2 separate regions of the Homo sapiens genome follow, and region 1 is linked to region 2. A link is a loop called in an ENCODE intact Hi-C map of the cell type or tissue named here. Cell type or tissue: adrenal gland. All regions are shown on one strand. Links, peaks and the distances in the headings refer to the core of each region. The heading gives the core; the rest is flanking DNA.

The links. Hi-C counts contacts between places; a loop is a spot of excess contacts. Peaks named below come from ENCODE experiments on the same cell type or tissue, not always from the same donor. Only the 100,000 strongest peaks of a DNase experiment are listed, where the experiment ranks them.
Region 1: it touches region 2 in a loop (2.4-fold over the local background); 78 of 110 quality-filtered maps call a loop at or near these places.

What each region holds. Positions count from the first base shown.
Region 1 is chr6:53,043,736-53,060,568 of GRCh38, forward strand. The region is part of intron 1 of CILK1 (ciliogenesis associated kinase 1); the gene reads right to left. Among named protein-coding and RNA genes, the nearest start is that of CILK1, 9.7 kb to the right of the region's middle. RefSeq lists an enhancer at 337-891. In adrenal gland, for the core only: no CTCF peak of the experiment used is centred there; no DNase peak of the experiment used is centred there; H3K27ac peaks cover 2,713 bases.
Region 2 is chr6:52,866,086-52,882,918 of GRCh38, forward strand. LOC105375091 (a long non-coding RNA gene) reads left to right here and starts at 16,580. Exons shown (of 4, transcript XR_926877.2): 1 at 16,580-16,720. It also overlaps the pseudogene GSTA11P and the pseudogene GSTA10P. RefSeq lists enhancers at 2,938-3,107, 6,125-6,294 and a silencer at 3,659-3,869. In adrenal gland, for the core only: no CTCF peak of the experiment used is centred there; no DNase peak of the experiment used is centred there.

The DNA of each region.
Region 1 (16,833 bases), core at 6,599-14,598, 180 kb after region 2:
TCTCCTGGCAGGGGATGGGGGTGTGGATGGGAGGGGGGAAGCAGATATGTACCACTCATGAATACAAACTAAGATATTTCAAGTATGTGGAGGGGAATTAAGGAGAAAGCCCTCTTGGTTTCCAGCTGGGTTAATTCCATCTGGGCTTAGGGAGGGCAGGAAAAATCTTCATAAAAGATTGTCTTAAAAAAGAGAAAAGTAGGTGTTTTGTAGGGCAAATGGGGTTCTAGCACTCCAAGAAGCAGAAACTAAGAGGCAGGGCTTGAAATTAGGGGGTGGGAAAGGGGGAACTTGTGGAAAGAGTTGGCAGAGTTTTGTTTATGGAGGAACCCAGATGCCATTTTTTAAAATACAGGTTTTGACTGGATTCTGTACTGGAGAAGAAAATGCAATAAAGCAGGGGTCCCCAAACCCAGGGCTGTAAACCAGTCTGTGGCCTGTTAGGAGCTGGGCCACACAGCAGGAGGAGAGCAGTGGGTGAGTGAGCATTACTGCCTGAGCTCCACCTCCTGTCAGATCAGCAGCGGCGGCATTAGATTCTCACAGAAGCACGAACCCTACTGTGAACTGCCCATGGGAGGGATCTAGGTTGCGTGCTCCTTAGGAGACTAATGCCTGATGATCTGAGGTGGAGCAGTTTCATCCTGAAACCATGGACAGTAGATTAGATAAAAATATTTATCTGTGTTAAAGTTATTGTAGTTGTAGTTACTGTCCTGTGATTCAGTAAGAATATAGTTTCATTCTTGGGAAATATACTCTGAAGGGTTTACAGGTAAAGGGCCATGATGTATGCAATTTATTCTCAAGTGGGTAGAACAAAAATTTTGTGTGCATTGCGAGGAAAACAAATGGGGTAAAATGTTAACAACAGGTAAATCTGGGTAAAGAGTATGCTATGGACTGAATGATATCCCTCCTCCAAATTCACATGTTAAAGCCCTAACCTCCAATGAGATTGTATCTGGAGACAGACCTATGGAAAGGTAATTAGGCTACAGAGGTCGTAAGGGTAGGGGTCTGATACAATAGGGCTAGTGTCTTTTACCTCTCCCCCACACACCCTAGCAAATGACGACACAGGAAAAACGCAGCCATCTAAAAGCCAGGAAGACAGCCCTCACCAGAAACCAAACCATTTGATCTTGGACTCTCCAGCCTCCAGAACTGTGAAAAAAATAAATTTCTGTTAAGACACCCAGTCTATGTTACTATGTTATGTATGGTAGCCCAGGCAGACTAAGATAGGATCTATGGGTATTCTTTTGGTATTCTTGCAATTTATGTAAATTTAAAATTATTATAGATTAAAAATTTCAATTATCCCTAAAATGGTAGAAGAAGGGAAATTTTTTAAAGATACAGGCATCTTAAATGTTTTATCTTAGATCAAAACATACAAATGCAGACTTATTTAATACAACTTGTTGAGAAGACAGAACACTATCATATACCATGGTTCCTCCACTTCATGATTACTGTATTATGGAATAGATTGGATTCAGGCTGTGCCTTAACCCAAAAAGTATATTTGGACCACAGCACAAGCAATTTTGGCTCTGCATTTGTTTTCCCCTTTTTCTTCTTTATCTTCAACTATTTTTTTCCTATAGCATACACACAGTCCTCAACTTTTGATGGTTTGACTTACGATATTTTGACTTTGTACAATGGCGCCAAAGCTACATGCATTTAGTAGAAATCGTATTTCGAGCACCCATACTATTCTGTTTTTCACTTTCAGTGCAGTATTCATTATATACATGAGATATTCAACACTTTATTATAAAATGGGCTTTGTGTTAGATAATTTGCCCAACTATAGGCCAATGTAAGTGTTCTGAACATGTTTAAGATAGGCTAGGCTTACAATGATGCTCAGTAGGTTAGGTGTATTAAATGTATTTTTGACAATGATTTTTTAACTTACAATGGGTTTATAGGGATGTAACCCCACTCTAAGTTGAGACACATCTGTGTATGAATCCTCCATCATTCATTATTTCACTTTCCAACAAATTAAGACTCCCAAACCATCGTTGTATGTCATCTTCCTAAAAAAAAAAAAAAAAAATTCCTGGAAGCTTGATTTGTCAAAAAAAAAAAAAAATCAGCCAACTAATAAACAATGTCTTTATTTTTATTTTTTAAAGAAGGCTTTGCCCTATAGACAATGGGAAGTCAATTAAAGTTTTGTAACTAGGGACTAACATGATCAGATCTGCATTTTGTAATCCAGTTAGAATATTTTTCTTCATGTCCAACCAAAACTTGCATATTCTAACTTAAGCAAATTTCTTCTGCCTAGTTTTCTGTGGATATAACGAAGCTATGTCATAAAAATGTCTATGCACATGAAATGAGTAATCAAGCATGTGTCTCTCAGCCTTCTCCTGCCTTAATTACATGACCTTTTCTCAGAGGAAGCATTTTCCACTCCTTTAATTACCTTTGGCATTCATCTCTGAATCCTCACACATTTCTCCATCTCCTTGATGAACTATGGTGACCAAAACTTAATAGTAACCTATATTACAGTAGCATGTGGGCTTCCCTCATGCTTTTTGCAATGGCATTATACTACTGATTTATATCAGTTATTAATAATAAAGCCTTTTTTGGATAATTAATGTCCCTTCCTCATCCACTTAAATTGTACAATTGGAACAATGGTTCCTAGATTATCACTGGGAAAGCTATCTGTGAAAGAATTAAGAGCTTCATTGAAATCCAGATAGAGTGGGTCATTCATTCAATGCACAGTCACCCCAACAATTCCTCCTTGTTATAGTCTGTCATATTATCAAGGAACAAAATCTAATTACTGTGGCAAGATATGACTCTCACCATACCATGGCAGTTACTTTCTAATTTCTAATGCTACTTCAGGTAATTACCTAACAACTATACAATGGATCAGACTAGTGTCTCTTCAAGCATTGATGGCACATGGTATAATTTTAATTAAACTTTAATAAGATGCTAAGCATTATGCAAGGCTCTTGGGCACATTATGGATAAGGCTAGGGTCTCTCCTTTAAATCACTCACAACTGACAGATACACAAAAAATGTAGAAACTGCTATGAGAATGCAGTAGACAGCAACCAACTCTTGGGAGGAGGAGAGAGATCTGACAATCCTTCAGAGAAGAGGTAGTATTGAGATATTAAAAAATGAAAAAGGTTTTCTTACACAGAAAAGGAGAGAAAGAAATTATAAGTGGAGGAAACTGTAAAAATGTTGGCGAATACAAGAGCTTGGTGTGTTCACAAGAGGGCAGGCACAGCCTAATGTTTCTCACCCTGGTTGAATACAGAATCACCTAGAGAACCTTTAACATTTACTCATGCCTAGCCCCAGCCCCAAGAAGCAGGTCAGGATGGGGGCTGAGCTTTGAGAGTTCTGAAAGTTTTCCAGGTCTAATGTGCAACCAGGGCTGGGTACGAGGCTAGAGCGTAAAACCAATTCAATGGAGGGCGATGGGGCAAATTGCAGGAAATAGCTAGAAAGTTAGGGTGGGCCCAATTATGAACGAGTATGTGTGTCATGCAGGAGTTTTTTGTTTTTGCTTTTGTTATTTTTTTGAGACAGGGTCTCACTCTGTCACCCAGGCTGGAGTACAGTGGTGAAAATCACAGCTCACTGTGGCCTCAACCTCCTAGGCCCAAGTAATCCTCCCACCTCAGCCTCCCAAGTAGCTGGGAGTACTTGGTGTACACTACCAGGCTTTTTTTTTTTTTTTTTTTTTAAGAGATGAGGTCTCTTTTTTTTTTTTTTTTCCCAGGTTGGTCTTGAACTTTTGGGCTCAAGCAATTCTCCCACTTTGGCTTCCCAAAGTGCTAGGATTACAGGCGTGAGTACACCTGGCCTCACGCAGGAGTTTGATTTTTATCCTACAGAAGGGAGTTCCTCAGAGTTTTTAAAGCAGAGAAACAGCATGAATAAAATCCCTCTGGAGACTACATAGATGTTAGAATAGAGATCAGAGGCAGAGACTAATTAGGAGGTTACTCCAATAGCCCAGGTGAAATATGATGAAAGCCCAAACAAAGGCACTGGACTGGGTGAGTCTTAGATACAACAGGAGACTATGGGTTTGAGATAGGGAATGTGTGTTTTTGTGTTATTTGGACAATGTACAGAGATGTGGGTTCTGTTTTCTCGGGGGCTGAATTTGAGGTATGTACAAAACCTCTCACTGGAGATGCTCAATAAGCAAATAGCTCTAAGGTTGTTTTATTTTTCCCCAAAGATAGAGTATTATTGGAGTTCTTATTGGGAACACAGCATTCAGACAAGGCTGATACACTGTGTAACTCCAGGGTACTCCATTCACATAGAACACAACGTGAAAGGTGCCCACTGGAGTTGTTAAATAAGGCAGCCTGTGTTCAGAATAAGGAATGCAATAGTCCCATCACATCCTTGGTTTACTGCTCCAGAGGCCAAACTTCAAGAGAAATATTAAAGAACATAGTGAGGCATCTAAATGAAAGTACAAGAAGGGTAGATGAAGAAACACCGGATGCTGGAAGCAAAGGAGACTTGGAAAGCCATGATAATTGTTCCAAGTGTACAAAGGATATCAGAGAGAAGGGTTAGTTACACTAGGTATGGTTCCAGAGAACAAGAACCATGACCACTCTTTGAGCTTTCTATTATTCACATTAGTGAATTATTTCCCATACTGAAAAAAAGTGAATGGTATTAGCCAAAATAGCATTAGACAAGAAGCACCAGTCAGCTCACAGTCCAATCTGAGCATATCCTAGCAGGATGTGGTTAAATACATTTGAGAATGGTATTGTTCAGCTATTCATCCTTTTTGTGGTGGCCCAAATATGATGAGTCACCTCATAATCTGAAAGTAAAGAACAAAAACTTACTGTTGCGCTGGGAAAATAGGGCGATGGACAATGCACTAGAAAAAAGAAGGGACCATGGTAGGCGCCTTCGCTGCTCTACTCCATAGCAATGCTTCTCTTCTTGCTTAGTTTACAGAACCTGATTTTACTCAGGATTCGACATACTCAGGCACAGCAGCCACCCCAGGGCATGAACTATGATAGATCTAAGCCAAGCAAAGGAATTCTACTTCCTTACTAAAATCTGTTTAGGAGTGGTGCCATGGCTCGGACTTACGAGAATGAAAGGGAAGTGAGCTGGTGAGGAAGAAGAGCTTCTGAGAAGGAATCTACTCCCTAATAAAGACAGTTGACAAAGAAGCGGCATTGAACATGGCTGTGTAAAGTGTGATATTTAGGGCTGAGGCAGAGACGGCTATGAGACATCAGCTCTAAAGATGAGAATCCCAGCTGCAGAGGGTGTATTCATAGAAAGAGGTTGAGTCCTTGATGACATCAGTGAGCTGCTGCTTGAACCCTGAAAATATATGCCTTTGGGCTTATTGTTCTACAACCTAATTGAAGGTCTCTGTTGAAGAAGTCACTGTTAATCTATCCACTACAGCTGAAAGCATTCCTGATACTATGGGCTACACCCACTTACAGTGGGCTATACTAACTTTTGTATTTTAGGTGACAAAATACAAAATTCTCTACAGGAGGTGACAGATAGACCTTTATGGTTAGCATAGTTTTGAAGACTGAAAGAGGTGTACAGCTGGAGACAAATTAGAAGTAACTATTAGCCTAATGTTCATTTGCTTTCCATTATCTGCTTCCATTTTGAAAGAAAATAAGATGCAAGTAAGATACAAACCTATTGTGGTAAAAGAATGTCCAAAAACGGCCCTCAGTATCACTCCAGGTTGCTTGGACAACTAGCTAGCTGAAGCTTTGTGACCTTGTGCAATCCAGTCATGTGCCTGTAACATGGCAGGTGGGAAACATGAAAGGATTCCACTTTGCATGACAAGTGGGGCCCAACATGGGGACCACTCTGCATGCCATCCATAGTGACATTTACTACAGATAACCACAGAGCTTCAGTCAAAGGCAACCAAGGCAAACACAGAACTCTCAAGCTGAGTTCTTTTTTCTTTTTGTGAGACAGGGTCTTGCTCTGTCTCCCAGCTGGAGTGCAGCTGTGTGATCATGGCTCACTGCAGCCTCATGGGCTCAGACAATCCTCCCACCTCAGCCTCCTGATTGGCTGGGACTATAGGCATGCACCACCAGGCCTGGTTAATTTTTGTATTTTTCGTAGAGACGGGGTCTTGCTATGTTGCCCAGGTTGGTCTTGAACTCCTGAGTTCAAGCACTCTGCCCACCTCAGCCTCCCAAAGTGTTGGGGTTACAGGTGGGAGCCCCTGTGCCCAGCCTCAATTGGAGTTCTAACAGGAAAAAAGGTTTCAGCACTCTAATGACTATTTTTAGTGTATTAATGTTAATACATCCTTCTTTGATACTTAATGGGAGACATCTACATCTACAGAGTCAGTGCTTCAAAGAAAGAAGCAGGCAAATATCAAAAATTTGATACTTGACAAGACATCACAATTCCAGCCTGAAATCTCTGAGTATATGACATTAGCATACAAAGATTTCACACTGTGTAGACCAGAGACCACATACTGGCAGCATAATATTTCACCCGTAAGTCACTCCATTGAGACCTCACTCCACAAGTAGAAGACCGTTTCTACTGCTGGGTTCTTTACAATTTGTTAAAAAAAAGAAGCCAACTATTATCTTTTCTATGGTTGTGAGGTTTACTTGCATTTGTGTGTGTGTGTGTATATATATATACACATTTCACATACATATAATATTCATATATTATAAATACATTATATATAAGTATATATGTAAATATGTGACATATTTATTTTATAAAATTATATAGGCTGGGCGTGGTCGCTCACACCTGTAATCCTAGCACTTTGGGAGGCCCAGGTGAGCATGTTGCTTAAGTCCAGGAGTTCAAGACCAGCCTGGGCAACAGGGCAAAACCCCATCTCTACAAAATACAAAAATTAGCTGGGCTTGGTGGTGCATTCCTGTAGTTAGTCCTAGCTACTTATGGGGCTGAGGTGGGAGGATTGCTGGAGTCTGGGAGGCGGAGGTTGCAGTGAGCCTAGGTCACACCACTGCACTCCAGCCTGGGCAACAGAGCGAGACCCTGTCTCAAAAAAAAATTTTTTTTAATTTAAAAAAGCATATAAATATGCATTTTTGATATACAGCAATATCTGAAATACGCTTAAGACACTTAAGTGTCAACAAAGCATCACTCAAGTGAAAAATTAACTATAAGGCCCTACGTTCAGTACTGAGATATAAGATCCACAGAGCTGTGGGTGGCAGATCTGGCCTCTGGGGACTTCTCACGCAGTTGGAGAGGTGGGAAATACACAAATGACCAGAAGACATGGACACTGGATTAAGTTCCTACATGGAGTGGAGATGAGAGTGCTACCAGTGCACAAGGAAGGAGTCACTTTGTGGATCACTGGCTAGGAATCTCAAGGAAGGCTCTGGGCCACCAATTTCTAAACTACAGCTAATTTTTCTTGTTAAGGACATGTCACTTATCCATATTTTAATCCAGGTATAAATAACAAAAAAAATTTTTTAAACTATACAAAGTTTTCCTTGTCAGTTATATTAATTTCCCACAGCTGCTCCAAAAATTTTCACAAAGTTGGTGGCTGAAAATAGCAGAAATTTATTCTCTCAGGTTTCTGGAGGTCAGAAGTCTGAAACCAGTATTCCTGAGTTGAAGCAAAGGTGCTGGCACTTCCTCCAGAGGCTCTAGAGGGAATCCATTCTTTGTCTCTTCCAGCTTCTGGTGGTTGCAAGCACTCCTTGGCTTGTGACCACATCACCCCAGTCTCTGCCTCTATGATCACATTTTCTTGTCTTCTGTTTTTAAATCTTCCTCTGTCTCTAGCTTATAAGGACTTGTGTTTTCATTTAAGGCCTACCAAGATACTGCAGGATAATCTCTCCATTTCCGATTTTTTGATTCAATCACATCTGCAAGGTCCATTGTGTCATATAAAGTAACACTCACAGGTTCCAAGGATTAGAACCTGGTATCTTTGCAGGCTATTATTTAGCCTATCACTCCCTAGCAAAACATCCCAAAGACTTATACAATCATCTAAATTACACAGCAGCAGTGTTATTCATTCAAAGTTGGGTGTTTTAGAAATGAAATCAGAAATCTGTGCTTACTTACCCAGCGAACAAGGACATTCTGTTTTAAAATATAGAATGTACTTATCTCTTTTATTTTACTTTAAGTTCCGGAATTCATGTGCAGAATGTGCAGGTTTGTTACATAGGTATACGTATGCCATGGAGGTTTGCTGCACCTATTGACCCGTCCTGTAAGTTCCCTCCCCTCGTCCCACCTACCCCACAACAGGCCCTGGTGTGTGTTGTTCCCCTCCCTGTGTCCATGTATTCTCATTGTTCAACTCCTGCTTATGAGTGAGAACATGCAGTGTTTGGTTTTCTGTTCCTGTGTTAGTTTGCTGAGGATGATGGCTTCCAGCTTCATCCATGTCCCTGCAAAGGACATGATCTCATACCATTTTATAGCGGCAAAGTATTCCATGGTGTATATGTACATTTTCTTTATCCAAGCATACTTCTAACTTTGCATAGTGAACAAGACTTGACAATTCTAGCCTGAAATCTCTGAGTATATGACATTAGCATATGGAGATTCCATGCTGTGTAGACCAGAGATGGCACACTGGCACTCTGGGGGCTGAATCCCAGATTTAAAAATAGGGAATTTCGGCAGGGCACAGTGGCTCACACCTGTAATCCCAACACTTTGGGAGGCCAAGGGCAGCAGATCACAAGGTCAGGAGTTCGAGATCAGCCTGGCCAACATGGTGAAACCCTGTCTCTACTAAAAATACAAAAATTAACCAGGCGTGGTGGTGTATGCCTGTAATCCCAGTTACTCAGAAGGCTGAGGCAGGAGAATTGCTTGAACCCAGGAGGCGGAGGTTGCAGTGAGCAGAGATCGCACCACTGTACTCCACCCTGGGACAGAGTGAGATTCTGTCTCAAAAAAAAAAAAATCAATAAATAAAAAATAGGGAATTTCCTATATAAATCCCTATTTGGAGCTTCTCTGGAAACACTGAAGGTCTAACCACCTGGGGTCCTTAGCCCTTCACGGTAATAAGAAGTGGAAGAAATGTCCGTACCTCTTCAGGCTGGGCGTGTGCTCTGCAGCTCACCACAGTCCCCATTTTTTGCCTGTTGCCACTTGCCATTTTTTTTTTTTAGCTGTCATTTTTTTGTGTGCCTTCATAGCCACTTGTTTTACTGGATGAAAAATATTTCTCTGTTCCTATGCCTATAACAAAAGTGACAAAGTAAAAGCCTGAAAAAAAAAAAAACCTTATACTTAAAGAAAAATTGGAAGAGAAGAAAAATTGTTCTTTTTTAGAAGAGAAGAGCAATTTCTTACTGTTTGACAAGCACACACCCAGCTTCCTTGAGTCTTTTATTTTCCTCCTCTGCCCTGACAGCATTTAAATTCAGCTTCTGGTACAGATAGTTAACACTGCTTGAGAAGTGAATGGAATGTAGCAGCCTGTCCATTACCTTGAGAATTAGCATGTATTTCTAACTCGCAGTATTTCTAAATTCTGCTTTGACTCCAAGAATTAACTTGGATAAATCATTCACTACAACGAATCTACACTTAGCACCCTCATATATCAAATATGCCCAAAACATGATAATTTTAGTACTTAGTATGTGCATAGTACTATTATAAGTGCTTATGCATATATTAGTACATTTAACCCTCATAATTCTACCAGGCAGGTACTATTACAATTATCCCTATTTTACAGAGAAGGAAACTGAGACACAAGTTACATGTCTAGATTATACGACTAATGTGGCAGAAATGAGACAGGAACCCAGGCTGACTGTACCAAACTTAAGGGAAAGCTTTCAAAAGATCATGAAATCTTTGGAGGATCTGAAAATGACAGGAACAGAAGTAGTACTTTGTATCTCAAAGCCCAAATATGAAAATGAATGATATGGCTATGTTCTAATTGTCTTCATTCTGCAATCAAATATCAGCGAATCCTCTGGAGCCATTGGCAGCACCAACATGCCCACAGTGGAGGCAAAGTGAGGGACTGGTTCCAGTTTCCACTCAGCACTGATCTGCTGTGCCTCGGGGCATCTCTTGGTCCTTGAGTTTACTTTTGGTGGAATTAGGGCATGGGACTTGCTCTAAGGTGGTTTCTTCCTCTAAAGCTGTGTGATTCTGTGACTCTGTATCAGGAATTGAGCTAGCATTTGTCTAAGAAAAAAAAAAGGATAAATGTTTCTGCTTTTTGCATCACATGAACAAAGGTTAGCGGAGAAGACAGTGCCACCGAAGGACCCTGTATGCTACACACCTTTCTTTCAAGAGATGCACAAGTGCCCCAGTGCCTCAGCCAGGCCCCAGTAAACATTAAACATCGATTCCTTCTCTTTCGAGCTCACATGTCACCTCTTCCAAGCCTCCTGCCCCAACCTACACATATAGACCCGAGAATGGTCCTCTCCCTTGATGCCATAGTGCCTTGTCCTCACCTCACTGCCAGCCCCTTCCCCGTGGCAATGACCTGCAGGTGTACCCTCTGCTTCAGCCTCGACACTCTCCAAGACTGCTTCATCTTTGTCTTCTCACTCCACTTGCAGTAGCAAGTCCTCAAAGATTGTTTGAAGGGCCCAAATGTGAGTTTTAGTCTTTGCTATTATTTTCTGTACCACCTTGGCTAAGTACCTCAAAATTCTCAGTGCTTCTATTTTGTCATACACAAAACAAAGATAAACTGTTGGGCCCAACTAAAAGTTCTGAAGTTCTGAAGTGGAAGAACAGTGAATACCACAGAATAGCTGGGGCAGGCAGGCAGCCTGGGCCCTCCCACAACAATGCCAAGATGACTGAGTCTCAGAGGATCACAGAAAGTCCCCCTCCATGCGGTCAGATCAGGCCTTTGGCCTTTGGGTAAGGCTGTACTCAACTACCAAAGAAAGACAGCTTTATCTCTCTTTCAAAGAGTTCCAGCAAACCTTTGAAGTCAATGTTATGATGTTCCTGGCTAGGTGACATTGGGGAAAAGCTTCCTGTGATTTGCCCCAATTCCCTCCCCTCAGCGTCAATCCTCGGTGGAGGCAAAGAACATTTGCTCATGGCCAGCAGCTCACATCAGGTGCCTTGCTCATTCACAGCCTAAAAAATGGAGGCGAGGGGCAGGGAAAATTGTAGTTCATTCTTTATTTTGAAACCTTAATCAATGAATTAATGCCATCATTACACATTTTCTAAGACAGGAGACAAAAAGTTACAGCAAACTTGGGGTTCTCTGGGAGTTGTGGTTTACCAGGCCCACTGACACCATTCAGTTCCTTAGAAGGAGCTTGTCTCCCTTTGCATTAATTATCTTACATTGAAAAGATTCTGTTACTTTCATTTATCCTCCTAGGAAAAGTGGATTATATGCAAAATCATTAGATGACCCTTCTCATGGTAATTCTGAGTTCCATTTTACCTTTACAGGTTTATAATTAGACTTCGTATTCTAGGTTTGAATGTGTCCTAACTTTACAAAAGTCAGTGAATACTGTTAATTTCTTTTAAAAAGGTACTAGAAATAGTATATCCGGGTTTATGTTTTTCTCCTGGACCTAATTCTTCTGCCTCTGTACATTTTAGCAAGCAAACCTTTTAAGCATTTTGCCTCTTGGACTACTGCTTTTTTTCTGCATAAGGAATAGCAGTTACAAAGCCAAAAGGACCTTCTTTACATGGATCTTGCTTTGTCTTTACCTTGACAGAGGAGTGAATTAAAGATGCATTCAGCTATTGCATCAACTGGATGTTAACAAGAGAAGATAATCCGTTACATGATGTGCCTTCTTCTGTGCCCCAGAAACTTCTTCATACCTTTACCATCCCTCTCCTCTTTCAATCCCAGCTTCTGAAAAAAGAACTCGTCCTGCACTAGGTCCTTAATCCCATGAGAAGCTTCCATAACTCCCTGTCGCTTCTCTTACAATATAAAAGGTGCTCACGCCTTGAACCTTAAAAAAGTTCTTCAATCACTTGCAGATGATTTTTAAACTAGGACACATAGTTGGCTTTGGTGGACTGTAAAGAACTGAAGTAAAGGCGAAATGTTAAAAAAAATAAAAAATAAAAAAACAGCCAGAAAAACAAACCTTTACCCTGCCATGTGTGAAACTGTAGATGAGCTAGAACGAGAGTCCCCAGCTTAATGAAAACTGCCGAGGGTGGCAATAGTCCTGCTTGCCTGTGTTTCAGGGGTGGGCAAGATAAGGGATAGTGAAGATAGGGGAGTGACTAAGAGCATATCACAAGTTCATGTAGATAGTAACTTTCATGATACTGGCAAATAAGTAGCTGGACGTTACACAATAATACTTTACCTTTCTGGTTCTAACGCATTATCTTTTACGGTAGTTACAAGGACAGCCACATGTTATCAGTATTTATATGCTATTACAACACATTTGACTAAGGAGCTGATCTCAGTGTAAGATGCTTTGCTAGCATGTATACAAAAAATCAAAATGAATTAAAGGAAGTAAAGGCTTAATGTAAAAATAAAATAGGGCAGGGATAAGCACGTTTTTTCTGTGAAGGGTCAGTAAACAGGATAGGCTTTGCAGGCTCTCCATCTCCGTCACAACTCCACTCTGCCATTGTAGCATGAAAGCAGTCAAAGACAATATGTAAATACATGGGCATGGCTGTGTTCCAGTACAAATTTATTTACAAAAACAGGCAGCAGGAAGGACTGGCACACAAGCCATAGTTTGTCAAGCCCTGAAGATGAGGAAATCCCCCAAATAAGCAGAAGCACTTTAGTACTCTCCATAGAGCCCTCACTTACCCCTAGGTTACAGGGCTACATACAAGCTGTGTTTAACCTTAGAATATAAGCTCTGTGAGGTCAGAAACGTTGCAATATTCACAACTGTATTCCCAGTACTCAGTTCCCAGAGAACTGGCATAGTTGGCACAAGTACGGACTCACAATAAAGACATGTTCAATGAATTAACTAATGAATGAACAACTTATGGAGCTTTAAAAGGCAATCCTGACCATAGATGATTTTCCTATACTACCACGTCCACCCTCACTGTCATCCCGTCACGCCCCACTTCTTTGCAAACTGGACAACTGTACTGGGACTAGGGTACCAAAATTATGACTCCTTCTAAAAACTTTTACACTAATTTAGGAAAAAACTTGCTTTTCAACAGCTAAGATCACATGAAGGCATGTATATCTTACATTTTTCTTACTCCCCTTTGTCTTAGTTAAATCATTCTCTAGTAAATTCTCTTTCAAAGCAAAGGCAATGTCCAAGAGGGCAAAACCATTAATAACTATCTTTTGGGAACCACAAGTTCATGCAGATAGTAACTTTCATGATATTGCCAAATACGTATTTGGGCATTATACAATAGTACTTTCCTTTCCGGTTCTCAGGCATTATCTTTTATGGTAGTCAAAAGAGCAGTCACATGTTATCAATACTTTATCACAGGTCATGCTTCACCTATAGAAAGGTAAAAAATAACTCACACTGATCTCTCCTAAAAAAACGTGTGGTTCTCATAAGCTCTGGGCCATCGTTATACATTTATTAAGTGGCTACTAAGGGTTCTTGACATGGTGGGAAAAGCACCAAATGAAAAGCAAGGCACTATTGTGGCCCTTTCATTTCAAAAAAAGTGAGTTAGGATGACAATCATCTGCTAGGAACTACAAGTTCACGCAGATAGTTACTTTCATGATATTGTCAAATATAGTTGGACATCACACTTATAATACTTTATCTTTTGGTTCAGAGGCATTATCTTTTATAGCAGCCATGATGAGCTTATTTAAAGATAAAATATAACTGAATGCTAATTAACATAGATTTGAATGCTAAATTCATTAGGAACTATGTTCAAAGCCTAATGTTGAACAAACTTCAGACAATAGAGTTAAGAATTTTTTTTTTCTGTAAAGGACCTTAATGATCACTTGACATTCTCACTCTACAGATGAGATCCAACTAAGAAGAACAGAATACTTGCTATCTTCAGAGTAGAATATTTTGAAATGTGTGAGTATAATACATGTTTTATAGCCAACTAAAGATGTATCAAATGTTCCCCACGTGCTCCTTGGTAAAAAGCATATGAATATTTTGCTAATCCTGAGCCCATATAGTTTAAAAAAAGGGGGGAGCAGATGTTTGAAGATGTGCTATCCTCAAACTCAAACATGACTTCACATGTCAACATATGTTGGATTTGATTTCAGCCTGCTCAGGTAAGTCCCACGACAAGACACTCTTCCTACCCAGGAAGACTTCAACTTTCAAAGCACAGAGAGTCAGGTACTTAATGTGCAAAGATAGTTCAGTTTCCTTGGAAGAAAATCAGGAATAGAAGCCTTCTGTTTGGGTTGAGTGTTTCCCTAAAACCTGTTGAGTAGTAGTTTTTCCTAATATTGGACAGCAGTTAACTAGGAGCAGACAGATTGAATGAAGATGCCCATATCAACCTTGGTTACCACCTTGAGGTAGGCCTGAGCTGCTGCTTTTACTTCTTTGGCTGCAATCAAAGGCATCTCTGATTTTCTTCCTGCCACAACATTTCCTTAGCATTTTAATGCAATTTGCCCCAGAAAATGATTTGTTTCACCAAATTCTTTTTACTAGGTAATTTTCTAGAACACATGTGCTTTTATAAGGAAGTTAAAACTGTATTTCAAAGGTAAGCACAACCACAAACTAAGACACAATTACACTGTAATCCCAAAACGTGTATAAGTCATCCGGCACACACACACCTCTGTTTGCGCATTCTCCCTGATTCAACCACATCAACCATAAACACTGAGGTTCACAGATAGGAGAGTTCTAATACTCTAAACATAGGCCCTTCTCAGAAAGCCACAGTCATCAAAGACCACAGGTGAAAGACAACAGTTAAATGAGATACTATTCACAGGCTTTCAGATCAACATACACAGAGAGGTCATTATATCCAGAATTCTCCCAAGGAACCACCAGGCAAATACACACACTCACATAGATCCCACAAGCAGAAAAATGCATTTTATAAGGGCAGACATCAATAGAACGGCTAGGTACCACTCCAACTCTGCAAGATCCTACAAAATGAAATGGAGGAGACTGCTGCAAGAGGAGCAGTATAAAAAAAAAAAATTAAGCAGTAGTGTTCCTGGCAAGGTTCAGATGGAAAAACAGCAACAGATCCCAGAAGCAGAGCTGCAGCCAGGAATAACCTAAGCTCAAGCCATTTTAAGTAAGGGCAGGATAATACTTACTAAGGATTCACTGCATGGTTACCCTGGTTCTCTAGGCCTCCAGGCTGAGTGTTCAGGAATTGGACTCTGTTAAGTTACTGTCAAGGGATAAGCAGACCTTTATCATGTATATGCCAGTTATGGGTAGGCACTATAGACCATCTTCACACCACAACTCGGGGGTGAAACTGGGGGGGAGCATTTTCCCTATTTTGCACATGAGATTAATAGTAGGAGAATTACAGAAGGCCACACAACTAATAAGTGGAGTCAGGCCCTTGCCCCAATTCTGCTGTACTTCAAAGCCCACAATACCACATTACCATGCATAACATATGGCTCCGGCCCTAAAGAGGCTTAAACTAACCTAAACCAATTGGAGATCAATACAGCCAGTATAATGAAGGGCTAACAAGCAAGTATCTTGAGAAATAGAAAGAGGAAATATTATAAGAGAAGTAGACTTAGGCTCCTCTGAGGACAGGTAGGAGTCGCACAGGAGAGTAAAGAGAAGGGAGGTAGTTTCTAGGGAAAGCACTATGAGCAGTGACACTGCAGTGGCAAGAAGCCTGGCACCATTAGCAGGACAGCAAGAAGACCAGACTGCTTAGAGTGCAGAGATGCATGCTGAAATGAAAAGAGGATTTTAGATAGGAAGGGAAAGGCTGATTATGATAGGCCTTGAGAAGTCAGGCATATTATTTTAGACTTGAGATAGTACATAATGGAGAGAAACTGAAGGTTGCACGTCCAGAATAGATATGATGAAGTGATCATTTTAAAGATTAGACAGGCAATAGAACACTGAAAAGACCAGAGGGATGCTTCTCATTCATTCATTCATTCAGCAACCATTTAATGAGAGCTTACTAAGAGTCAGGCTTGGGAGGCTGTTGCAGTACTGCAGGAGTGGAAGAGTGAGGACTAGATTAGAATATAGAAGGAGGGATCCATATAAAACATATTTCAAAGGTCTTGATGACTCATTGATACAGAGGATGAAGGAAATGAAGGAAAAGATGGTTAAAGATAATTCCAATGTTTCAAGATTAACATAATTTCCACTGTACTAGGAACCTCAAAAAGCAATGAGAATAACAAACAATAAAGTATAAAAAGGGCTCTGATGATGTTGAACAGTCAATAAATAAAACTGCTAAATGGCTTGTTTGATATCCTAGTAGTTCATTTACACTTAGTCTGTGGAGAAGAAACTTCAGTGAAAAGGCCTTTTCTTTGTGATTAAATGCTGAGTTCCCTTGGCAAGGACAGCAGGGGTCTACCTAATCAGACAGGCTCCAATAACCCTCCAGCACACCCCTCCACCATCTGAACCTAGATTGGTTTCATTAGGAAATGTGACGGCCTCCCTGCTGCCTGGCCACCAGTTTTGACTTTGGAGAAGGGGATAAGGCAAAGCAGAAAGGGAGAAATAAAAAGTGGGCAGAGTCACTTAGAGAATGGGGAATGGTACCGGATGTCATTTTAAATAAAGGATCCCAGTACTGCTTTCCTTTCTACATCTACTTCTAG
Region 2 (16,833 bases), core at 4,662-12,661:
ACACCTTATACAAAAATCAATTCAAGATGGATTAAAGACTTAAACGTTAGACCTAAAACCATAAAAACCCTAGAAGAAAACCTAGGCAATACCATTCAGGACATAGGCATGGGCAAGGACTTCATGTTTAAAACACCAAAAGCAATGGCAACAAAAGCCAAAATTGACAAATGGGATCTAATTAAACTAAAGAGCTTCTGCACAGCAAAAGAAACTACCATCAGAGTGAACAGGCAACCTACAAAATGGGAGAAAATTTTCGCAACCTACTCATCTGACAAAGGGCTAATATCCAGAATCTACAATGAACTCAAACAAATTTACAAGAAAAAAACAAACAACCCCATCAAAAAGTGGGCAAAGGATATGAACAGACACTTCTCAAAAGAAGACATTTATGCAGCCAAAAGACACATGAAAAAATGTTCATCATCACTGGCCATTAGAGAAATGCAAATCAAAACCACAATGAGATACCATCTCACACTGGTTAGAATGGCAATCATTAAAAAGTCAGGAAACAACAGGTGCTGGAGAGGATGTGGAGAAATAGGAAGACTTTTACACTGTTGGTGGGACTGTAAACTAGTTCATCCATTGTGGAAGTCAGTGTGGTGATTCCTCAGGGATCTAGAACTAGAAATACCATTTGACCCAGCCATCCTATTACTGGGTATATACCCAAAGGACTATAAATCATGCTGCTATAAAGACACATGCACACGTATGTTTATTGTGGCACTATTCACAATAGCAAAGACTTGGAACCAACCCAAATGTCCAACAGTGATAGACTGGATTAAGAAAATGTGGCACATATACACCATGGAATACTATGCAGCCATAAAAAATGACGAGTTCATGTCCTTTGTAGTGACATGGGTGAAATTGGAAATCATCATTCTCAGTAAACTATCGCAAGGACAAAAAACCAAACACCATATGTTCTCACTCATAGATGGGAATTGAACAGTGAGAACACATGGACACAGGAAGGGGAACATCACACTCTGGGGACTGTTGTGGGGTGGGGGGAGGGCGGGAAGGATAGCATTAGGAGATATACCTAATGCTAAATGATGAGTTAATGGGTGCAGCACACCAGCATGGCACATGTATACATATGTAACTAACCTGCACATTGTGCACATGTACCCTAAAACTTAAAGTATAATAATAATAAAAAAAAAAGAAAAAAGAAAGAAAATGTGGCACATATACACCATGGAATGCTATGCCACCATAAAAAAATGATGAGTTCATGTCCTTTGTAGGGACATGAATGAAGCTGGAAATCATCATTCTCAGCAAACTATCACAAGGACAAAAAACCAAACACCGCATGTTCTCACTCATAGGTGGGAACTGAACAATGAGAACACATGGACACAGGAAGGAGAACATCACTCACCGGGGACTGTTGTGGGGTGGGGGTAAGGGGGAGGGATAGCATTAGGAGTTATACCCAATGCTAAATGACGAGTTAATGGGTGCAGCACACCAACATGGCACATGTATACATATGTGACAAACCTGCATGTTGTGCACATGTACCCTAAAACTTAAAGTATAATTTTAAAAAATCAAATATATAGAAAAAAATACACACCAGATTTTGAATACTTAGTATGAAAAACAATAATTTTAATATATTGACTACATAGTAAAATAACATTTTAGATATAATGAGTTAAATATATTATTAAAGTTAATTTCATCTGTTTCTTTTTACTTTTTAAAATGTGGCTACTTAGAAACTTTAAAATTACATACAGGGTTGTGGCCCCCAGCATATCTCTGTCAGGTACCCTGGGCTATTAAACTCCAAATTACCTAACTGCCTTTGTTCTAATTCAGTGCTTACCAACGAACCTTCTGATTACTTATCTAAGCTTATAAGTATACCTCAGTAACAAAAAAAGGAGTATCATACGTAAGAGACTTATGTATTCTGGACCCTTTAAGATATCTCCTCTACCAAATGTAAAATAATAAATACCATTCTGGTTTCCCTTAAAAAAAAGATATCCAACCAAATGATTTTTATTAAATATGCATTAAAACTCAAAATAAATAAATAAATAAATAAATATAAATTATCTTTAGAATTTTGAGATATAGCTGGCTATTTCATCATATCATCCTTTAAAAAATTTAAATCAATCTAAAATTGATGAAAATATACTTTGATCTTGATCTACAACCAGTAATTTAAACCTTGGAGTAAATTACACCTTGTCCTGAGACAAGTCACTTTGGTGGAAATGGCAGCCAGCAACAAAGCTGTCTCAGTCTGATCAGAAGCTATGAGTGGTTGCAGGTATTTAATACTGATATGAAATTCAGTTATTACGTAATGATGAAGTTGACTTACATAGGCAGAATCTGTCAAACCAAAAGTCTAAGCAAAAGTTATCAAGATTCTCTGGATTTCACTGTTGATATGATCTGGTTCCAATCTTGACTCTGCCTCATAATAGCTGTGTGATCTGGGAATCATCACTTAACATCTTCAAGCCTTAGTTTCCTCATCTGCAAAATGGGGAAAGAATATTTCCTTAATCAGAATTTTGTAATGTTTCAAAATGCATGATACAGGGCCTGACCCACATACATCAAGTAATAAATGGTAGTTGTGTTTCCAGTGGCTAATTACACTTTAATGGAGTTCTTTATGGTGAAAATTCAGGAATTTAGGGATTTCTAGCTTGCTCCGTGGAACAGAGTTTGTTGTGGATCTATGATCACATAGGACCAGGATCTAGAGGTTACGGGGGGTGTGTGCCAGCAATTAATATAGCATCCAGTTCAGGACAAACCTAAGGAACGATGTGTGGTCCTGGCAGGAGGGTGACCGAGATGGGGTGGGATTGGCAAGTGGGATGTTGCTTGTGAGGCTGAGGACTGGGTTGTGATCATCAGCCTTAGGGCACTGAGACCCCAGAAGCCTGAGCAAGGTCTGCAGTCAGCCCTGCCCCCGCCTTCAGTCAGGCTAGATGGAGACCAGGGAGCCTGTGTTCCTCCCAGCCTTGCCCCTCCCCTCCCTCCTGCTGAACTCTTCCTACCCGGGCTCTGAACACATCCCTGAGCTGCAGAGCTGATGTCTGGGTGACAGGGTATTCATTTGTACAAAGAAAACAACCTGGAATGGCAGTGTTTGGATTTCTTATGTGCTTGTTTCCTCGTAGGATTGAGAAAGGATGAGGCTAAGGTCCCAAGCCCTCGTGAAACAATGCACAAAGTACCGTTCCGAGGTTCAGGTCCACGCGGCGCTGTGAGGCTGAAGGGGCGCGCTAGAAGTTCCCTTCACAGGACGCCACCTCACCTGAAATCCTCCTTTTCTGCTGCCACCCGAGGGACAAGATATGTCCACCTACTTGTAATAATTCCAAGGAAATCCCAGATCCATAAGATTAATCCTTAAATACTTCAATGTGTTTTCCTAAAACATACTATTCTAAAGATAGAACTAGTACATTATCACACATGAAATATTAACAATAATTCTTTCATGTCATCAAATATTCAGTCAATATTCATGTTTCTAATTGTATAAATACCAAAATAATTATTATTATCATTTTATTTTTATTTTTTGAGACAGAGTTTCACTCTTGTTGCCCAGGCTGGAGTGCAATGGCATGATCTCAGCTCACTGCAACCTCCGCCTCCCAGGTTTGAGTGATTCTCCTGCCTCGGCCTCCTGAGTAGCTGGGATCACAGGCATGCACCACCACACCTGGCTAATTTTGTATTTCTAATAGAGACGGCTTTTCCCCATGTTGGTTAGGCTGGTGTCGAACTCCTGATCTCAGGTGATCCGCCCGCCTCGACCCCCCAAAGTGCTGGGATTACAGGCGTGAGCCACTACACCTGGTCAATGCCATAATTATTGTTTACAGTTTGTTTAAATTCTAATCCACTTAAGTTCTACACTTTGTGATTAGTTTTTTAAATATATTTTAATATTGAGGCTCTTAGATGATAAGAAATTTTAACAATTATTAGGTCAAATCTGTTCATCTTTTTCTTAATTATAGTCCATTTTTATTTAAGGCACAATGCTTCAGTTAGTAATCATCTCATAGTTTCTGTGGGAAAAGTATGTGATAACACAATTTTAAATCCAACTTAAGATGACCTAACTCAGAACCTACCTCTACTCCGGCTGCAGCCAGGAGCCACCAGGTGGACTCCATTCTGCCCTGTGCATTGGAGTAGTGGAGCTTGGGCTTCTCTGCCATGGTAGCAGTCTCCTGGAGGTTTCTCTAAGCCTGAATGAATGAATGAAAGAATGAATGAATGAATGAATAATTTAAGCCATAGAATCAAAAATGTACTTTAGGATGTATGGTTGAAAACCACAAACAATGCTGAAGAAGAACCTGCATTCTTCATGACGGTGTTGGAGGAGTTCCCAGAATGTTTTCTTGGCCCAAATTGTTACCCATCAGTGGGCACCCTCAGATTCCAGCAAACCAGTCTCAAGTCTTCATTGGCTAACTGTGACTTTTCTTGGCAGCCTAAGAAGTGAGAGTATGTGGTAATAATACATGTATAGGAGTTAATGGGAAGAGGAAGAATTCAAGAACTAATATTTATTGAAAACTTCCTAATGATCCTTCTTCAGTCTAGTCCCTTTCAATATTTTATATCTTTAACCCTCCTTATAGTCCCATGAAATGGTTTTTTCCTCCATTTTTTAGTTAATGAAATGGAACATCAGAAAAATGCAGGGTTCACAGTCACACCCTGGCTGGTGACAGACATGAATATCTACACCAAGGACTAAAATGAAGTCATGCCTGGAAGCCACCCAGTGAAGGCCCTGGGAACCCATGAACTGGCCATGAAACCAGAGGATGTCACTGACAGGGAGGACCGGCAGGGAGCTAAGTCACTCTTCAAAACAAAAAGCAAAAATCAGGCCTCAGAGTTGTATAACTGTAGTTAGAAGACCAAATTCTTTCAAAGACAGAGAATGCTAATCCCTTGCTTCTTTCGGCATTCTATATTCTAACTCTATGGGGTGCATTTTATTTCATAACCTGGAAAAAAAGATGTTGTTGCATTAACTTTGCAAGATATGGAAGGAGCTAGCATTTGTTCAACGTCAGTTACACAACTGGTTATTTTTCTAAACTTCTCCTCATTTTATCCTACAAAAATCACCTAAGGTGAATGAGGTTGTTATTCTTATTTTTTACAGTTGGGGATACGAGGTTTTTTAAAGTAACTTGCCCAGATTAAGTGGTGGATCTGGGATTCAGACTCACTGCTATTAAAAACTAAAGACTGAGTCTTATTTTCTATGTTAGTGTTTCTCAAATATGCATGGTAAGAGTTCAGCAGATTGTGAAACCTCACTACTTTTTAAAATAAAATAGAAAAGAAGAGAAAATATCAGCAAGCATGACATGTTGAAGGGTAAGTAATGTTTCATGAGTTGTTAGTTTCAGTTATTTGTATATTGTGTGTATGGATGTTTGCATGTGTGCACGCGCACTTGCTCATTGTAAATGGTTAGAGATAAATTGACTGGGCTCATCAGTGAAGTTTGATAGCCCTTGCTCTATCCCAGGCTGTTTGGGAGATGGAACATAGCAGAGTATCAGAGAATGAAAACCAATGGCTGCAGGGACAGATGCAACTAATCGTATCATGAATGTGAATGGAAGGACACAGGACTCATTGAAAGCAGGAGTTCCAGTGCCAGGATTTAGGGACAGTTGCATTTTCTCTCCAAACACTCAGCTCTGTCATTAAACATTAAGATTCTTCTTGGAAAGTTTTGTGGTTGTTGAGTTTGGAACAAAAATGTACTTGTCTTTGCCAACTAATGTATTTCTTAAAAAGTTTGTATGCTTGAATTTAGACGTCAAAATCTTTTAAATGTCTACGTTTTAAAATGTGGGAGTCAAGAGTTTAACCTTTGGAAAGTAAAGAATTTTTAGAAACCATACTGAATCAACTCACCTGTTTTGTAATTAGAAATTTTGACACTGCACTTTTCTGTCTTGGGAAATGGAAATAGCATTATTCAGCAGAAAGAAAGGGAGAGTGAAGTTCACACGAAAGTGTGGGGTGTGGTTGTTTAATTGCTATGGATTAGAGTTCACAGTGTCATAATTCTAATCCCCACACTAAGCTCCCTTAGCCATTGATTGAGGATCATGTTTCAACAGGAAAGAAATGTTTATCTTACATAACGTTTTATCACAACACTACTGCTGGTAACTAACATGTCAGCTTCTCAATATGAGGTTTCCTAAGGTCCAGCTAAGACTGGGACGAAGGTTACCGTTGAGCTTTATTGGGTCAACAGAAAATGAGAACCAGAGAGCTCAAGGATTTGCCATGGGTCGCACATATATGCTCCTCATTCATGATCAATATCTAGGGAGTGTGTCTACCTTCTGCAACAACCGTGGGAAATGGCTTCTAATATCCTAATTATAGATGGGCACACTGAGGTTCAGAGAGCTAAAGTGACTGGCCCACGCTGCACACTTGGTGAGTGTTGGGTCAGCCTGAACTCCTTCTGATTGCAGGTCCAGAGCTGTCCAGAGCTTTTCCCCTCCACCCTGTAACCTGGCTCTCAGCTCCTGTCTGAGAAGTTGTTTTATATTTTCCTATTCAGAGTCCATTAGCCAACTAAATGGTGGAAGGCAAGGGCAAGAGGGGAACATCTAATCCTTGAGTTCTTTCTGTTAGCAACTTTTCAGGGGACTTTCAGAAAGTCTGCCTTTCTCTACTTTGACAAACTAAAAACCAGAGTGAGTTGAGGACTAGTATAACTGTATTTATATCAATTAAAAAAATGGGTTTAACATCACAAAAGCCACAATTAACATTTAGGTAAAGCACTTCATTGTGTAAAACGTTAGAATATTGGTCTTGCAAGTTCTTGGCCTCCATGGCTGCTTTATCAAATCTTCAAAATCTCTCTTGCTTCTTCTAAAAGTTTTGCCTTTTTGGGAGGCTTCCTCTGGCTGCCAGGCTGCAGAAACTTCTTCACCGTGGGCAGTTTGCTGATTCTGGTTTTCAGGACCTGCAATGCACAAAGCACAGCCTCAGAGTGAAGCCAAGGACTGACACCACCATTAATACCACCCAGGGAATCTGAGCCTCTCCTACACAAAGACCAAATGAGGCCCCTCCATCAGCACCAGTATGAAGGCTGGGAAACAGACTCTGAGCGAGAAATAAGAGATAAGAGGAATATGAGAGAAAGAAGAGAAAAAAGATAAGAGAAAGAATATAAGAGGGAGAACAAGAAGCTCACTAGCATTCTCCCAAAGATGTATTTTAGATTTTATTTAGTTCAGTCTCCCTACTCTCTTCTTTATACATCAATCCTGAGGATTCGTGGCTTTTGTGTAAGTCAAGAAAAAATAATGTGCCTGTGAGATATCAACACAGATCAGCCTCTAGGCAGAAATGAAAATATGGGAAAATTGAGTTAGAAATGAAAATAGAAAATGTTAAAGACAAACCATGGGGCCACTCCCACTGAGGTATACAGGGCTGGGGGCAGTGTACTCGGAGAGCTGTGCAGAGAGAAACGCAATCAATGTCTGACAGCAGGAGCCAGAGCCCAGGGAAGGAAACCAGACAGAAAGGGCCCTGCTCAGACAGACTTGGTGTGGGAAGACAAGGGCACATATGGGATAAAGGACATCACAGAGAATTCAGGAACAGAAACCACGTTGAAATAGAAGGATGGGGAGAGATGCTGGGCCCTGGATCCTTTCCATGATAAAAGGCAAATGCTCTTCATGAGGTAGCCACACATTTCACTGACATAACAAGAATCTTTCCCTGATTGTGAGGAATCAGGGCCTGGAAGCTCACTTTGGAGACCTGAGGGCACTGAAGGCCTGGAGAAGGCTGGTGTCAGAACATGGCTAGTCCCAGGACCCAGATCCGAGATCCCAAGATGGGAGATGTGGGGCTGCCTCTCCGGGCTACGAAATGGGTCACCTTCAGCAGAGGGAAGCTGGAGATAAGGCTGGAGTCAAGCTCTTCCACATAGTAGAGAATTTCCACCAGGTGAATGTCAGCCCGGCTCAGCTTGTTGCCAACAAGGTAATCTTGTCCGCGGCTCTTTCACACCTGGATAATTGGGGGAATCGGACCAGGAACACATGTGCAATCAGGCTGGGGCCCCTGCTTCTTCCTGAGTTTCTCCAGCCTGACATTCCCACCTCTGCTGCCTCACTGCATGGGTGCAGAGACCCGGATCTTTCTCCATGTTCCCTGACTCATTGAGAGAGTAAGAAGTGTGGCTCTTCTAATTCCTTGGTTGGAGCCCAGGCTCTCATTTTCTCTTCTCATTCCACCTCACTGCGGTGTCCACACCACCCACTCGGCTTGCATCTTCCACATGGGCCAGGGGCTTAGCACCTGCTACAACATGTTCTGTCTTCCCCAGACCCTACAGCGTGCAGCCCTGATGTTCAGGGCATGATTCTACACTCTGCTATCTCTCTCCAATCTCTCTTGGGAAGTGACTCCACCTTCATGACAGCACTCTTCTCCCAGGAGGAGACTATATCAGAGTCCTCATTTCTCCTTGTATGCACTCCTTATTTCCTGCTCTAGGATCTGAAGTAAACCTGGGTGAACTTGAATTCATCCCCTTTCTTGCAACGTTGGCGCTTACTGATTTCACTGTGTTATAATCTGCATGCCACAGTATCCAGGGTGAGCTGCACTGATGTCTGCAATTTACTTTGAAATGCAAAAAAAAAAAAAAAAAAAAAAAATGTGTTTGACTGAGGGAGACAGGAGTGGAGTGACTGACACGTGTGGTAAAGCCCAGATGAGGAGATGTTAATTTTGCTGTCTAGGTGGTTGGTGTATATATGTTCATAAAATATTTCTTTCAACTATTGTGAATGTATAAAATGTTTCATAACAAAATTTTTAGTGATATGTGGTATTTATTAAAATATTATAGCACATTCACACCATAAATAATAAAATGAGAAAACACACAGCATCACTGATTTAAGGTAATATTTTGGCAAATACCCTTTCAGACTGTGTATACATATGTAAGTGTAAATAATTACTTGGTACATAAAGAAAATGCAACATTGAATGCTATATTGTAGCATACATAGTTCAAATTCATGTATCATGGGACTCTTTGGTAGAACTGGTGAAATTCTTCCTCACAGTCTATTTTTATACCATGCCTTGAGAGTCAAGAGCTCAATTAACATCAAGGAAGCCTTTTTGGACCTGAAGGTCAATGCCCCAAAAATGCACAGGCACTATTTTTCTGTTGCCTTATGTTATGGATTGAATGTTTAAGTTTCCCCAAAATTCATATGTTGGGATCCTGACCCCCATGTGATGCTGTTAGTAGGTGAGGCTTCCAGGAGACGATCAAGTCATGGGGGTGGATATCTCATGAATGACATTAGTCCCCTTATAAAAGGAACCTTAGAGAACTCCCTTGGCATGTTTGCCATGTGAGGACACAGCCAGAGATTGGCTGTCTATGAATCAAGGAACAGGAGCTCCCCAGATATGAAATCTGCTGGCACATTGATCTTGTACTTCCCAGCCTACAGAGCTGTGAGATAGAAACATCTGTTCTTTAAGCTACCCAGTCTATGGTATTTTTGTTATAGCAGCCAAACTACAAAGAAACCCTCTAAACTCTTAGTGTCCTTATAGACTAAACAGCTTCTATCATGACCTTTACAACAGTGAAATATGCCAGCATTTGGTCAATAACTGCCAGCTTTCCTAATTTTTGCCTCCACTTTCAGTTTATGACCAAACACAGAAAGTAAAATATTGATCTCTGAACAATCACATAGAAATTCACACTTCCAGCTAGCCAGCTTACAGCATCTTCATGCCAACAACATGCAATCAGGGCATAACTTTTTCCACCATAAATCTCTCAGACTTTCCCGCCTGCCTCTGAATCTCTGGCAAACGCAAGTGATGGTGCCTGACTTCCTTACTATAGCAAGCTCGAAATAAACACCTTTTGCTTATTCTCATTTGGGTTGTCTTCATTCACTTTCACAGTTTTTCCAGAGGTTGCAACAAGACATGGTCTATGTTGCCCATTGCCGTGGACCCCAGCCGTCAGCCAGGTGCAGTATCCACAAAGGTTCCTTGTGCCTTGTGGCAAGTCCGCACCTGGGCTGAACTCTTTTCTCTTTGCTTTGAGCTCTTTCACTTTTTATTCTCAGTTTGGACCTCGGTTTTGTATTGGTTCCCATCTGCTTAGCATCCTTAATAGAACCAGGCCTTTTTTGCCTGTTTGTTTCTTTTCAGTCTTTTGTGGTACTGCTTTGTGCCATGCTATCGAGAAGTGTTTGTCATTAAAAAAAAAAAAAAAAAAAAAGAGGCAGCATATAGGCATAGGCCCAAAAGCCTGTTTTTCAAGACAGCCTCACAGTACACTGAGTTTGAGGTTATCATGGGATCTCTGTCCATGTTTACAAACTTTGCTGTGGGTCATCCCTGAAACTAAATGAAATCCTTCACTCTTGGTTTTTGTTCTTGTTGTTCTTTAAACTTGGCAGTGATCCAGGCAGATTACAGCTTCCACCTGGGGCACAGCAGTGACTGTGACTTTAGGTTTTCTTTATCCCATTAGGTGGTAATCCATATAGTTGGGTGAAAAAAATCTCTTTCGTAGTTTGGAGGCTCAAATCATGTAGCCACTGAAAAGATAAAGACATGCCTAGGGCAAGATATGGGGAAGGGGCATGGCGCTTCCATGCCTTCCCTGGACGTGCCACCCTCCAAGAAGCTCCATGCATGTGTTCAGGTATACAGAAGCTCCCAGGTACAGTTTCAAAGACAGGAAAATAATGGCTTCTTGTTCCCCCTTTGATCAGGGCAAGCTTTGCATCTTTTTCCTTAGGTGGAGGTAGTGCATAATGAAGAATCTTTTCACTCAAAATTTCCTACCTTCTACATATATCCTTCTACATTCATCCTGAAAGACAAAAAGAACCAAACTGTCAAAATGCCTTCTGCCTTAGATTTTATGGTTTAAACACCTGAGACAGTAGAGCCTCAGATGGTGACAAAGTAATTCAGCTCCAGTGGGTGCCTTTTATATGCCAGTCATGCTCTTAGTTATACATACATATTACATTTATTTCTCAGAACATGCTACAGGGGTAGATATATGTCCAAAATGTTTGTCCTACACGTGACCAAATACAGGTACAGAGAATATCAACATCTGTGACCTGTCTAGAGTCACAGTCATGAGAGGAATTAGTGGAATCACTGCAAGTAACCACTGATGCTAAAAATAGGGTTTGCTATCTCAGCTGTGGTTTGCTTTGTGGATGAGCTTAGCATGATTCATATAGCCAAAGACCTACCATTTAAGTAATCCCAAGGCAGAGTCCCTGGAACAGCCATCTCGAACATTTCTGTCTCCTTTTCTCACCATACTACATATCTCAGGCTCATTTTTATGCTCAATGTTCGAAGTTCTAAAAAAATTAAAAATAACAATAAATAAATAGGAAATAAAGCATATCTCTAAAAGCTATCTCTAAAGATATATACTTTCAAGCAAGCTAGTAATTTTCAACAACAACAAAAAAAGAAGATCTCCCAATTATTTTCTAATCACCTGGGAAAGCAGTAGCACTTTGGCAGCCACTCCCCTTAGCCCCCTCCATCCAGCCCCTTGCAACAACTGATTTACTTTCTAGATTCGAATGGTCTGGATAGTTCATACAAAAGAAATCATGTAACATGTGGCCTTTGGTGTCTGGTTTCTTTTATGGAACATGTTTTCAAGGTTCACCCATGTTGTAGCATGCATCAGTACTTTGACCCTTTTCATAGTCCAAGAATATTCCATTGTCTGCCACAGCACGTCTTGTTCCTCCATTCATCCATGGGTGGACATTTGGGTAGTTTCCACCTTTTGCATATCATGAATAGTTCTCCTATGAACATTTCTGTGCATGGATTAGTGAGGCTGTGTTTTCCTTTATCCTGGTTGTAGACCTGGTAGTGGAATTGTTAGGTCATTGGTAACTCTATATTGGACTTTTCAAGGAACTGCCAACAGGGGAGGAGACCCCTCCTCCCAGCTTTGCTGGTGCAAAATCAGTGTGGCTGCTTAGGTCTGTATCAAATGCTTCACTTTAGGTAATCCTGGTATCTTGGGCACCAGCCTCTGCTAACCTGAGTCAAGTTGACCAGTTCATATAATTAGTTGCTAACGTAGGTTCCTGGTCATCATTCTTGGAGTTATTGGAACCTGAGATTCAGCTTCTTTAGAGCCTTCTCTCCCCAGGCCTTCATCTACCGACTCTCAAACATTCTATGACTTGTCCTAAGCTGTTGTTGGCGCCCAGTCTCTGAAGGCCTGAGCACCTGGAATCATGATTTGCCATCCTCCTGAGTTCATGGTTCATCAGTGTTTGGAAACCTCTGTCAGGGTGCTCGATCCATGGACTGCATCCTTTTCTAGAATCACCCTCACCTGAACCCACCCCATGTTCACTGTTTCCTCATCTCCATGGGACTCTGCAATACTGCAACTCAGCATACACACCCAAGGTCCAGCCTGATGCTGACGATAATGCCCCTGCCACGGTCCCGCCCACTCAAGGAAGGACCTAAATCACTCTGTATTCTCTGTTAATGGAAGAACAGAAAATATACCATACAGGACTCTCTCCTTTATGTCTTTCTCATAGAGACTGTATTTGCTGGCAATGTAGTTGAGAACGGCTCTGGTCTGCACCAGCTTCATCCCATCAATCTCAACTATTGGCACTTGCTGGAACATCAAACTCCCATCTTTAGAAAGAAGGAAAAAAAGGAGAGTCAGATGTCTATGAATCCCAGTCTTTCAGCATGAAAAAATGTTTGCTGAAATGACTAAATTTATAAAATAGAAAAGAAATTATTGCCTGGTATAACCTCTCAAAGGAAATAGAAATTTGTTTTTAGCTTCCTTAGTCCTTCTTTTTCCTATCAAGCTTCCTCTTACCTTGTAGCCTCTTATTTCATTTATGTTTTTGTTCCTCATCCAGATACATAATAGGTCCCTTGTATTTTTTGTGTTGATATATCTTCATGGATATTTTAGGAAGAAGTTGGGAGAGGCTGCTGCAGGCCCACTAGCCACATGCCAATTAACATGGGAATATCTCAAAGTAAATCTCATGGTGTGAAGACATTAAAGACAGTTCTGAGAAAAGTTTCTATGTAGGTCCTTTGTATAGTCTTCAATACCCCCACTGGACAGTGTGTGCAGGGTGGGTGCTGTGTTCCTCACTCTACTGCTGCTACCCTGGCTCATGTCCCTCCTCACCCTCTGACCTGGACTTCCAACCAATTCAACACTATCTCATTATCTAAGCCTACAGTTGCAAGAATATCACCTTGTCAAATTCATAAGAGAAATGAATTCAAGATGGACCTATTTCAACTCCTTCCCTCTGATGAATGTCCGCGCGTGTCCTTGGATGGGGAGGGCTGTATGGGATCCCGAACCAACCACAGCTTATTCACAGTGTTGAAAGAATGAAAGCAAGGAAAGGCCATTCTCAGGGTGCTGGGGATGGCTCCTCTAGCAAATACTCTAAGAGGTCTGGCCCTTTTAGCCTGGAGAGAGTTGACAGAACTGCTCAAGGAGCCCCACCCTTTCTACTTTAACCACTTTTTTCCCTCTCCACCACCCCAACTACCACCCTTCGCACACATAGACACGGCCTGGTATTAAAACCTGCAAGTGTACCTTCTACTAGATACCTTCCTCAGAGACACGTAGAGACTCGATCTTACCATTTCTTAACTTTTCCAAATCTTCTGCAGATTCTAGAAATTTCTCTTCAAACCGAAAGCAGAATCAGTGAATGGGCTCCTGATAGGTCATTCCATAGCATTATAGACTTTTAACCTTGAATGGCTACTGTCTGATACATAATTTGGAGAATATAAGATTTCTGAGTTTGGCAGTGCACACAGAGGGGTCTGGTCATGGCCACTTGGAAATTTAGACTAGATTCATCAAGAGAAAAGCATGGATCACAGCACATAGCACTCAATCTTTTAGTTCACTTCATCCACACCCTGATCTCTCCCATGTCCATGATTAGGTCATGATTTGGGAGGGGATGTCACTGGCGTTAAGGTATCAAGCAGTTCTTCTAGTTATGTTGTTGTCGTATCATAGGAAAGCATGTGTCTCCAGGTGAGATCAGACCGCAGGCTTTGTGTCCCTAGTGTGGGGTATGCAATGGGCTAATGACCAAAAAAGATTCTTCCACCGAGGAACCTCTGCTGTAATTTATATCACCCCACTTGTTAGGAGCCCTACTGTGCATGAGATAGGTCCTGCTATTGCACAGCTTTAACTCTTGCAACGATAATTTCCCCTCCTGGAGTAAATGGAACATGACAGAGTAGAATTCTCAATTTGAGGAAGGAATTAGGGTCCCCAGACTAATGTTATTTTTAATAAAAATCTGTGGTTTATGATATGGCTGTGTGGGTTTAATATCACTATTTTCAAGTCCTGGCTTCTTGATTTTGGACACATTGTTGAATCTCTCTGTGTCTCAGTATCCTAACCTGTGAAATGGATATACTTATGAAGCTTTTTTTAAAGATTGGTATGAAAGGCCGGGCGCAGTGGCTCACGCCTGTAATCCCAGCACTTTGGTAGGCCGAGGCAGGCGGATCCTCTAAGGTCGGGAGTTCAAGACCAGCCTGTCCAACATGGAGAAACCCCATCTCTACTAAAAATACAAAAATTAGCCAGGTGTGGTGGCGCATGCCTGTAATCCCAGCTACTCAGGAAGCTGAGACAGGAGAATGGCTTGAACCTGGGAGGTGGAGGTTGCGGTGAGCCAAGATTGCACCACTACACTCCAGCCTGGGAGACAGGGTGAGACTCTGCCTCAACAAAAAAAAAAAAAAAAAAAAAAAAAAAAAAAGATTGGTATGAAAATTAAATTTCAAAGTCATGCAAAGCACTTGGAAAAGTAGCAGGTATATAATAAATGCTCGTTAAATATATGTTTTGGGACTCTGAGAGATGGCTGCTATTTCATAGCATCCTTTTCAAAAAATTTAAATCAATCTAAAATCACTGAATGTATAGTCTCTTGTTGACCTATATCCAGTAATTTAAACTTTGAAATAAATTACACCTTGTCCTGAGAGTAGTTGGAATGGCAGCCAGCAAGGTTGTCTAAATCTGATCAGAAACTCTGAGTAGATGCAGGTATTTAATATAAATATGAAAATCAGTTATTACATAATGATGCAGTTGACTTAATAGGCAGAATCTATAAAAATAAAAGTTAAAGCAGACTCTTACAAAGATTTTCAGGATTTCACTGTTAATATGATCTGGTTCCAATCTTGGCTCTGCCTCATAATAGCTGTGTGATCTGGGAATCATCACTTAACGTCTTTAAGCATTAGTTCCCTCATCTGCAAAATGGGCATAGAACATTTTCTTAACAGAATGTTTTAATGTTTTCAAAATGCATCATACAGGGCCTGACCCACATAAATCAAGTAATAAACAGTAGCGGTGTTTGCAGTGGCTAAGTATACTTTAATAGAGTTCTTTATAGTCAAATGTCAGGAATTTGGGGGTTTCTAGCTTGCTCCATGGAACAGAGTTTGTTGTGGATCTATGATCACACAGGACCAGGATCTAGAGATCATGGTTGGGGGGTGGGGGAGGCGGGGGCAGGAAGGGTGTGCCAGAAATTAATACTGTGTCCGGTTCAGGACAAACCTAAGGAACGGTGTGTGGTCCTGGCAGGAGGGTGACCGAGGTGGTGGGACTGGCAAGTGGGATGTGCTTGTGAGGCTGAGGACTTGGTTGTGATCATCAGCCTTAGGGCACTGAGACCCCAGAAGCCTGAGCAAGGTCTGCAGTCAGCCCTGCCCCCGCCTTCAGTCAGGCTGGATGGAGGCCAGGGAGCCTGGGTTCCTCCCAGCCTTGCCCCTCCCTCCCTCCTGCTGAACTCTTCCTACCCGGGCTCTGAACACATCCCTGAGCTGCAGAGCTGACGTCTGGGTGACAGTGAAACGGGGTATTCATTTGTACCAAAACAAACAAACAAACAAACAAAACCTGGAATGACGGTGTGTGGATTTCTTGTGTGCTTATTCGTAGGATTGAGAAAGGGTGAGGCTAAGGTCCCGAGCCTTCGTGAAGCAATGGAGAAAGTGCCGTCCCAAGGCTCAGTTCCACACGGCGCTGTGAGGCTGAAGGGGCTCACTGGAAGTTCCCCTCACAGGACGCCACCTCACCTGAAACCCTCTTTTTCTGCTACCATCCAAGGGACAAGATCTCCTGAGTTGTCGAAGACTCACTCCGGAAGAAAACCCTCTCAGGCAGTTACTGAGGGACTGTGGTCTGGACTAGAACGTGTTTTTCTCAGTGACACCTCTAGAGGGCAGCACTCAACGGAGTCCCACAGACACCTCCCTGCATTTCCTCCTCAGACACTGGGTGGATGATATGGTAACACTGGGGAATGCTTGGGTGTTCTCCTGGAAGCTCCTTATTTTAATCACCTGTTTACTTGTCTCCATTCTTATAGATATGTAGGCTACCCGAGGGCAGAGACTGAGTCTGTCTTGTTCACTGTCTACCTCCAGAACCTCACACAGAATCTGGCACTTAGTAGGTGCACAACAAAATAATCATTGAATTAGTATACTGAGTCTTTAACAGGTGAGTACGCAGTTCCACTTTACATTCACTTTCTAATATTATGCCTTTTTATCCTCTTATTGTATAAATTTCTAACATGTATAAAAATAACACAAAAGTATAATGACCTTTCT